Linked DNA regions of Homo sapiens: region 2 is linked to region 1. Evidence: chromatin contacts called from ENCODE POLR2A ChIA-PET data. All regions are on one chromosome and are shown on one strand. Each heading gives the region's core, a stretch centred on a gene start or an enhancer-like site at or near the end of the contact. The rest is flanking DNA. Distances are from core to core; before and after follow the strand shown.

Region 1 (4,723 bases), core at 1-2,500:
GCGCAGCTCCCACTTCCCCGCGACTCACCTAGGAACAGGACCAGGGTCTCCTCCCCGGTGTCTAAGGCTCTAAGGCTCGGGCCGAGACTGCCAAAGCCTCATGGGGCGCGCGGGGAGAGGGGGACGGGAGCCGCGGGACGGGCTCAGTCGACTCAGCGCAAACTGGGGCGCGGGACGTAGGGGAATTACGGTAGCCGCGCGGGCGCTACCACCTGGACCGGCCGGGATGTACCAACGGCGCCGCCCGGCTGGGACCGGGGAGAGGAGGGGTCCCAGGAAGGGCCCCGCGCCGGAGCCAGGGAGGTGGCTGGAGGCCGGGCGGTGGCTTGGGGTAATCCAGGATCCGGGCTCAGGGGAGGGGGTGGGGGGCGTCACTGTCCCCGAGGGGCCAGCCCTTTGCAGATCTCCAAAAAGTTCAAAGTCCCTGGTCATTAACTTGGGCTTGAAGACGGGAGCTCGCCCATCCCGGAAGGGGGCTAGGGGGGACCAGGGCCCGCGACAGGAAGCCTCCGCGCGACAGAAAAGCCCCGGGGGACCAGGCAGAGAGACCCGCAGGCCTAGCCCGCCCCGGAATCGCCCTGAGCCAGGTTCGCTTCCGCTCTATTGTAAAAAGCTGGATTCTGATCTGCGGCCTCCGCGGTGCCCCAGAAACAGCCCGCTTTTCTCTGGGCCCCCTCTTTTTTTTTTTTCTGGCCCAGGTGATATGGCCGGAAAAGGGTGCTGTTCTGCCATTTAGTGGTTCCCAGTTCCCCTCTCCCAGCAGCGGGAGTTTAGAATAACTCTGGGCTCAGGACTGGGAAGGGTGTGGATACAGGGGGCCCACTCGAGGAGGTGGAGTTCAGGTCCACCAACCTGTTCCGCACTTTCAAGCTTTTTATACAGCCTTCCCCCGACCCCTTCCCAGGCCAAAACCTCCAGACTGCCCCACACAACCCTTGGGGCTGGGCCTATACTAGGGCAGCTCCTGGCTGGGCCAGGGATCCCCACGTCTTCACCTGCTCCCCCAAAACTACTTAGCCAAAACCCAGGAGTCCCCTTGCATTGTTTCTCTGGCCCTGCCCGTTTCTTCAGCTGCAGATAGCCCCACCACCTCTCTCCGGGGACCAGTCACTTCCAGAGATGGCCCAAACCTGGCCATTCCCTGGGGCATCCTGGTCTGCCGCTGCTCACCCCCAAAGCATTGCCCAGGAGAATAGGTGATTGCCTCTCCCATTACTCACATCCTGCCCGTCCCTTCTCCATGGGGGCCTCAGGTCCACCCTTTCCTCTCCCTGGTCTTCATCTCACCACCCCTCCCTCCACACACGCATACCCTGACTCATCCCTGCCACCTCACAGGCCATTGTTAAGCTGCAAGGGAACTCTGAAGTCCTCCCATCCAACCTCCACTCCACACTGCAATCCCCTCTACGCTTCCCTTTCTGTCTCTTCTTGCATATGTCTAGTGATGGGGTGCTCACTACCTCCACTTCGGGGATAGCTCCAGCTGCTGGAAACTCTTTCCTGTAGTGTGCTGAACCCCACCTCCCTGTCAAGGCCTTTGGGAGCTGTGCAGAAAAATTCACCTCCCTTTCCTCCTGAGAGTTCTGAGGAAATGGGAGGCTCTGACAGAGAGGCCTGGTTTGAGTCCTGATCTTGCCTTGCTTGGCAAGTCATTTTACCTCGCCACTCTGCAGGGCCCTCTCTAGGAAACGGAGATGGGGTAGGCCCCACCGCAGCGGGGGAGGCGGCCAGATGAGGTTTCTGTGCCAGGCGCTAAGGCAGGGCCTGGCATACAGTACGTGCTGGATCAATGGCGGCTGCTGGAATCACTACCTCCTCCATGATAAACACCCTCACATGTGGTGCCCAATGTCCCCTGTGGCCCAGGGCCACAAGTGTCCTCCTCCATGCCCCCTTGTGACCTGGGACGCCCTGACTAGACCTCGAACAGTGCCCAGTGGAGCCCAGCAAGGAGCTGGGGAGTCCACACACTGTCCCGTGGCCACCTCACAGGAGGGCAGGGGGAACCCACAATATCATTAGTCTGCCTTGATCTCCCGGCCTTTCTCCATCTCCCCAAACTCACAGCTCCACCTGTGTGCAAGAAGCTGGGATGGAGCCTGGGGAGGTCTCAGATCCCAGGGCAGGTACGGAGGGCACACCCAAAGTCTAGAGGTGACTTTGTTACCCCCACTCCCAGGACACCTTGCACACCTACGCTGTGCTAGGCTCTATGCTAAGCATGTTATATATGGGCCTCTTTTAATCCTCGCTGCCGGGTTATTTTCCAGATGAGGAACCTGGGGTTCAGAGAAGTGTAGTGACTTCCCCAGGGTCGCACAGCTGGAAAAAAGTAGGTTTGATCCTGGAGCTCAGAGGTGTGGACTGCTCTACATATCTTCATCCTGGGGAGGGGCCATTTCTCTCCTGGGGTCTCCATGACACACAGTCCAGACCCCTCATCTGGACATGCAGGTGCTCCTAGTGCAGCCTGCCTCCCCCTCCTCCCGTCCCCTTCTCCCTGTGCCCCCTGGCCTCGCTTGCCCCTTATAGCCCCCAATGTCCCCCCCTGCTCACTCAGCTGTCCTCCATCTCAGTACCTCTTTAATCCTCAGGACTCCAGTTGCCTCCAGGAAGCCCATCCTGGTTAGCCCTCCTCCCAGTGGGAACTCCAGGGGCAGGAGGTAGGGGACAGATGGCAAATTCATCTCAGAAGCTCCAGCACCCAGGAGAGCCTCAAATAAAACATCAAGGGTGGGCCCAGAAGCCGAAGGGTCCAGCCCTGCCTGAAATTGGTCCTTTGCCAGGGCAGCCTGGGGGGAAGTTTGGCCAGCCAGGGTCACTTCCCTTCCTTCCTCCCAGCACAGCTAGAATGTCACCTCCAGGAGGGCATCCCCTTTGTTCTCTGGAGATCTCCTGGGCCTAGAACTGGGCCTGGCACCGACAGATGCTCAGAGCTGGTCTGGTAAATGAATAAATGAAGTCATCTCCTTCAAAACGCTAGTCACATCCTGGAGAGTAAGAATAGGGCTCTTGATCAGACAAGCCTCACGCAGGCCAGGCTCTGACGATCATGCTGTGTGATGTGGGCAAGTTCCTCTACCTCTCTGGGCCTCCGTTTCCTTACAAGTCATGTGGTCATAAGAATAACGCTGTTCTCCTGAGGGTCTCAAGAAGCTTCACTGAGACAAGCAGGAGGGCCTAACGCCCCGCCTGGCATGTAAACATGTTCGGTCAGCAATAATTGTTATTATTATTATTATTGGGTGTTTTTTGAGACAGAGTCTCGCTCTGTTGCCCAGGCTGGAGTGCAATTGCGTGATCTCAGCTCACTGCAACCTCCTTCTCCAGGGTCCAAGCGATTCTTCTGCCTCAGCCTCCTAAGTAGCTGGGATTACAGGTGTGTGCCACCATGTCCGGCTAATTATTTTTTATATTTTTGGTAGAGATGGGGTTTCACCATGTTGCCCAGACTAGTCTCGAACTCCTGACCTCAAGTGATCTGCCCACCTTGGCCTCCCAAAGTGCTGGGATTACAGGCATGAGCCCCTGCGCCTGGCCTGTTATTTTTGAGACAGGGTCTTGCTCTGTTGCCCAGGCTGCAGTGCAGTGGCACAATCACGGCTCACTGCAGCCTCAATGTCCCAGGCTCAAATGATCCTCCCACCTCACCCTCCCCAGTAGCTGGAATTACAGGTACCCACCACCACACCTGGCTAATTTTTTTTTTTTTTTTTTTTTTTTTTTTTTAGACGGAGTCTTGCTCTTGTTGCCCAGGCTGGAGTGCAATGGCATGATCTCAGTTCACTGCAACCTCTGCCTCCCAGGTTCAGGCAATTCTCCTGCCTCAGCCTCCCGAGTAGCTGGAATTACAGGCACCCACCACCATGCCCAGCTAATTTTTATATTTATAGTAGAGATGGGGTTTCGCCATGTTGGCCAGGCTGGTCTCGAACTCCTGAGCTCAGGCAATCTGCCCGCCTTGGCCTCCCAAAGTGCTGGGGTTACAGGTGTGAGCCACCACGCCAGGCCTTTTTTTTAATTTTAGTAGAGAGAGGTCTCCCTATATTGCCCAGGTTGGCCTCAAACTCCTGGGCTAAAGCAGTCCTCCTGCCTCAGCCTCTCACAGTGCTGGGATCGCAGGTATGAGCAACCACACCCAGCCAGTAGTGGTTATTATTATCATCATCGACAATGTTATTCTTTGTTTCTCTTACCAAATCTGAGTGCCCCGCACCTCCTCTCCACCACTGCCTCTCCCTTCCTGGACTGCCCTTGCCTCTGTTCTGTCTATCCATGTTTTCACATCCATTAAAGGCCCCCTCCTCCAGGATGCCCTCCCTGACTGGCTCTCTATGCCTCTGATAATTCAGGCATTTCTGCCCCTACAGTGAGTCTGTGCCATTTGTCCCAAAGGGCGTCCCAGTAGTGACAGGGCCCAGACTCTCCCCGTGCACGCTGGGTGACCCTCATCAGCTGATGCCAATGTCAGCTGTGCCAAGTTCCAGGCAGGCCAGGGCTGGAGGTGAGGTCTGGAGGCTGCAGAGGGACCATACCCACTCTGAGACCAGCTCTCTTCTCCCAGGCCTCACCTCTATGAAGGCTGGGCCATCCCACCCCTGCCCCTGCCTGAGCAGCTTGAGGACCCCCCCTGAGAGCAGCTGCCCAGAGGAGGGGCTGGGACAGTGTGCCTTATTGCCCCAGCCGCCCCTTCAGGTCAGGCAAAAGCCTCGGGGCTCCG
Region 2 (4,723 bases), core at 1,263-3,762, about 13 Mb after region 1:
ACTCCTAGTTCTGCAAGATACATTCATGTTAAGTGCCCTATACCAGTGTACCATTTTTTATCTTTCATATCCTATTTTTACCATACATTTTCTATGTTTAGATACACAAATATTTACCATTGTGTTACAATTGCCTACAGTTTTCAGTAAAGTAACATGCCGTACAGGTTTGTAGCCTAGGAAGAATAGGCTGTACCATATAGCCTAGGTGTGTAGTAGGCTAAACCATCTAGATTTACATAAGTACATGCTACAACGTTTGCACAAGAGGGCATTTCTCAGGATGTATTCCCATCATTAAGTGATGCATACCTGTATGTCTTCATTTATTTTTCAATCTGAAAACTGTAGGCCAGGTGCAGTGGCTCACACCTGTAATCCCAGCACTTTGGGAGGCCGAGGCAGCCAGATTGCTTGAGCCCAGGTGTTCAAGACCAGCCTGGGCAACATGGCAAAACCCCGTCTCTACAAAAAATACAAAGAAACTGGAGAGGTGTGCACCAGTAGTCCCAGCTACTCAGGAGGCTGAGCTGGGAGGGTCACTTGAACCTGCAAGGTCAAAGCTGCAGTGAGCCATGATAGTACTGTACTCCAGCCTGGGCTACAGAATGAGTCCCTGTCTCAAAAAATTTTAAAAAGTCTTGGCTGGGCGCAGTGGCTCCCACCTGTAATTCCAACACTTTGGGAGGCCTAGGCGGGTGGATTACCTGAGATCGGGAGTTTGAGACCAGCCTGACCAACATGGAGAAACCCTGTCTCTACCAAAAATACAAAAATTAGCTGGGTGTGGTGGCGCATGCCTGTAATCCCAGCTACTCGGGAGGCTGAGGCAGGAGAATCGCTTGAACCCCAGAGGCGGAGGTTGTGGTGAGCCATGAGATCGCGCCATTACACTCCAGCCTGGGCAACAAGAGCAAAACTGTCTCAAAAAAAAAAAAAAAAAAAAAAAAAAAAAGTCTTAAACAGAGTCCTTTTCCCCCCTCATCAGCCTAACCTGGCCCTGGGCTCAGAGCAGAGCTGCCCAAGACACTAAGCAGTTAGGAAATGCCATTCATTCATTCATTCATTCATGAAAATAAAATTAAGAAAATTGCATATATCAAGTATTCTGCAAAATTAGATACACATATCACCCGATATATATGTGTAACATACACATATGACATTGTGAACAGTTGTGCACATCATTAAAAATGTAACATGTTTTATTTGTCACACTGTCTGGCATAACAGGTACTCAACATATATGCGAATCAACTTTTCCAAGACAGAAAATACTTCAGAGGAGGAGAAATCTGACCTGGGCCCTGAAGAATAAAGTGTAAATAGCAATAATAACAGATAACGCTTAATGACTGCATTCAATGAGCCAGGCATTGTGCTAAGTAATTTAATGGGATTGTCTCATTCATTCTCACAAGTACTGTAAGAGATAACGGACTGTTAGTAAACCCATTCTACAGACAAAGAAACCAAGGCACAGAGTGGTTAAGTCACTTTCCCCAAGATCACACAAGTCTTAACTAGTAAAATTCAAACAAAAGCAAGCTACTCCAGGGCCTTAAGGAAGACGTGGGTGGGTGAATGAATGAATGAGTGAATGGCATATTCTAGCTGCTTAGTGTTTTGGGCAATCCTGCTGTGAGCCCAGGGCCAGACTAGGTTGATGAGAGGGGAAAAGGACTCAGTTTAGGACTTTTAAGACGAAAGCTCCTGTTCACTTGCCTACAAGACACCAATTCGAGTAGGAATTAAAGTTCACTGACAGCTTGGCGACCTCTGACACCTGGTAGACCAGAAACCTCACAGTCAAAAAAATCGAACCTGACGAGGGAGGACGGGATCAGTGATCTCTGACCGGCACCCCAAGCATTCCTGGATGGCAGGGCCGGCTTACACGCAAGGATCAGCTTAGAATGACCCCTAACACTTGGTTTAAGGCTCTGCTTCCAACGACTTTAAATCCTTAATAATTTTTTAACAAGGGGCCCCACGTTTTCATTTTGTACTGGGTCCTGCAAATTATGCGGCCAATCCTGTTAAGTGACAACCTTTAGCAGGTAGGAGACAGGTACTGGGGAAACAGCCACTTATCTCTCGAATATGTTCCACACGTACGCACCAATCAAACTTGCCCACTTGGTCTTCGTAGACCGCGGCCGCAGGAATCAGCAGCGTAGCCCAAAGCCAGAAACGAGAAGCCCACTCAGCCGCCATGATGCGAGCGCATGCACCACCCACCGCCGTCCCGGCATGCACCGCGCCGCGGGCTCCGCCTCCGCGGGACCACAGAGCTGGGATAGCGCGCGAGGCCCTCGGTCGGACGGGACGCTCGGGATTCAGGGACTGCCTCGGCACACGGGAAGTTGCCCTACAGGCGCGGGAGAAAGCGCAGGCGGCGGCTTGGCAGGGAGAGGCAGGCTGCAGTGCACATTGGGTCAGGCACACGCGAGGGGCAGCCCCCGAGGGCCGTCCCAGAGTCCCCCGCGCCGCCGGGGTCCTAACGGGGTGCACCGTCTTCCGCCGCACGTGGATTCAGCGCGATGCCCAAATCCAAGCGCGACAAGAAAGGTGGGCGAAGGGGGAGTCGGGACCCTGGGGGGAGCTCCGTGGGCTGGCTACCCAGCCTGCGGTGAGGGCTTCGGGGCGGCGGGGGCGCAGATTGGAACGCCAGGACATCCTCGAGGTGTTCCGCTGCCTCGCTGCGAGCTGGAATGGGGGCTTCGGGGCTGTAAAACCGCCAGAGGTGGCTGACGCCCGGTCGGGTCTGGGGAGCGGAGACTCGTTTTGCCTAGTTTCAGGTGCTCTTGCAAGGCCAACTGGGTCGGGAGGCAGCTCCTGAACACCGCCCCCGGCTATGCCTGCTGCCGTTTCGGCCCACTTTTCCCAACTTCGGCCCTTTCTCATCTTCCTGCGCTCCCGCCACCCTGGCTGCCTTTCCCTTCTTTCAGCACAGGTTTGTTCCCGTGTCTGGCGTTGTGTGTCTGCGGTTGTTTCTGCCTGGCATGCTTACATCTTCGTATGGTTTGCGCCTTCTTAGTTGTCAGTTAATAGGATCCCTCTGAGACAGGGTCTCGCTCTGTTGCCCAGGCTGGAGTGCAGTGGCGCGATCGTAACACTGCAGGCCGGATGCGGTGGCTCACGCCTGTAATCCCAGCACTCTGGGAGGCCGAGGCGGGCGAATCATCTGAGGTCGGGAGTTCCCGACCAGCCTGGCCAATATGGTGAAACCCCTTTTCTACTAAAAATACTAAAAATTAGATGGGCATGGTGGCAGGTGCCTGTAATCCCAGCTACTTGGGAGACTGAGGCGGGAGAATCGCTTGAATCCGGGAGGCGGAGGTTGCAATGAGCCGAGATCGCTCCACTGTACTGCAGCCTGGGCACGACAGAGCGAGACTCCGTCTCAAAAATAAATAAATAAAATAAGTCACTGCAGCCTTGACCTCCTTGGCTTAAGCGATCCTCCCACCTCAACCTCCCGAGTAGCTGAGACTACAGGCGCACGCCACCACACCCAGCTAGGTTTTTTTTGTTTATTTTTTATAGAGAAGACTCAGTGTGTTGCCAAGCTGGTCTCGAACACCTGGGCTCCAACCACCCTCCCTGAGTGCTGGGATTACAGGCGTGAGCCACTACACCCGACTTGCGCACCTCTTAAGAGACCGTTTTTGACCACCTTTGCTGTGGTGGCCTCTCTCTTAACCCGGCTCCCTGGAATATTCAAAAATATTTAGGGGTCTGGCACTTTCTAGGCGTTAGAGGATACAGCAGTCACAAGGAAAGCCTATTTCTTATCGAGCCTAACGTTTTAGGAGAAACATATTCCGCAAAATGCTAAAAATCAGATTGAAAATGGGGTGAAGAGATGTTGATATTTTGTATAGTGTGGTCGGGAAAGGTCTCACTGATGAAGTGACAAATGAGCAGAAAATAAAGAAAGGAAGCGAGCAACCTGTGGAATTGAGCAGCTGTGGAATTATCTGGGAGAATGCTGTTCCAAGTAGAGGGAACCTGAAGTGAAAAGGCTCTGAAATGGGAGCAGATATGACGTGTTTGGGACAAGAGGCCAGTGAGGCTGGAGCAGAAGGAGCCAAATAGAGTTTGGGGAGGGAGTTAGGCAGAGAGGGCAGGACTTCCTCGGCCTTGGCAAGGCATTGGCTTTCCTGCCCAGGTGAAGTGAGTAGCAGAGGACCCATGTGATTTACCTTTACTTATGAAGGGTCACTCTGGTTGCCTTGGTGAGAATAGTTGGGGAAGACAGGGCAGAGGGCAGGAATGGAAGCAGTGAGACCAGCATTAATCCAAGACAGGGTGATGCTGGCTTGAGCCAAAGGTATAACAGTGGAAATGATGGGAAGTGGCCCGCTATATTTCGTTTGCCCTCCTCTGCTCCACTTACCATTGACTGATGTCATTGTCTTTGTCTGTGTGGTACCTAGTTAAGAGGGGCTGAGTGCGGGCAGGTTAAAGAAGAGAGGCCTGGGTCCCTTTGTGAAGGCGCCCGGGGCTTTGCAGTTGGAGTTCTGTTAAGTGTTTCTGGAACGATTTGATTCTGTGGAGGGGCCTGGGTCAGGTCTGGCAAATGCCAAACTCTGTGGGTAGAGGGCAAATTGGGCCCCAGCCATTTTTACAGTAGAGGTACATGTTCCTCCCCAGAGAGGTGTTGCTGCGTCTTTGGGTCCAAATTGCAATACTGGGGTGCAGATACATACCAGGAGAT

What was found. ChIA-PET counts read pairs that join two places held with the same protein, here RNA polymerase II (POLR2A).
Region 2: POLR2A ChIA-PET joins it to region 1 with 20 read pairs in activated naive CD4-positive, alpha-beta T cell. The contact joins the promoter of MRTO4 here to the promoter of PLEKHG5 in region 1. POLR2A ChIA-PET finds 5 or more read pairs at or near these places in 2 of 52 experiments (AG04450 and activated naive CD4-positive, alpha-beta T cell).

The regions. Positions count from the first base shown.
Region 1 is chr1:6,490,417-6,495,139 of GRCh38, forward strand. It overlaps PLEKHG5 (pleckstrin homology and RhoGEF domain containing G5), which reads right to left and starts at 1,251. Exons shown (of 21, transcript NM_020631.6): 1 at 1,221-1,251. RefSeq lists silencers at 312-401, 462-541.
Region 2 is chr1:19,249,293-19,254,015 of GRCh38, forward strand. MRTO4 (MRT4 homolog, ribosome maturation factor) reads left to right here and starts at 2,513. Exons shown (of 8, transcript NM_016183.4): 1 at 2,513-2,571. The coding sequence starts at 2,544. It overlaps EMC1 (ER membrane protein complex subunit 1), which reads right to left and starts at 2,232. Exons shown (of 23, transcript NM_015047.3): 1 at 2,123-2,232. The coding sequence starts at 2,217. RefSeq lists enhancers at 2,145-2,650, 4,467-4,723.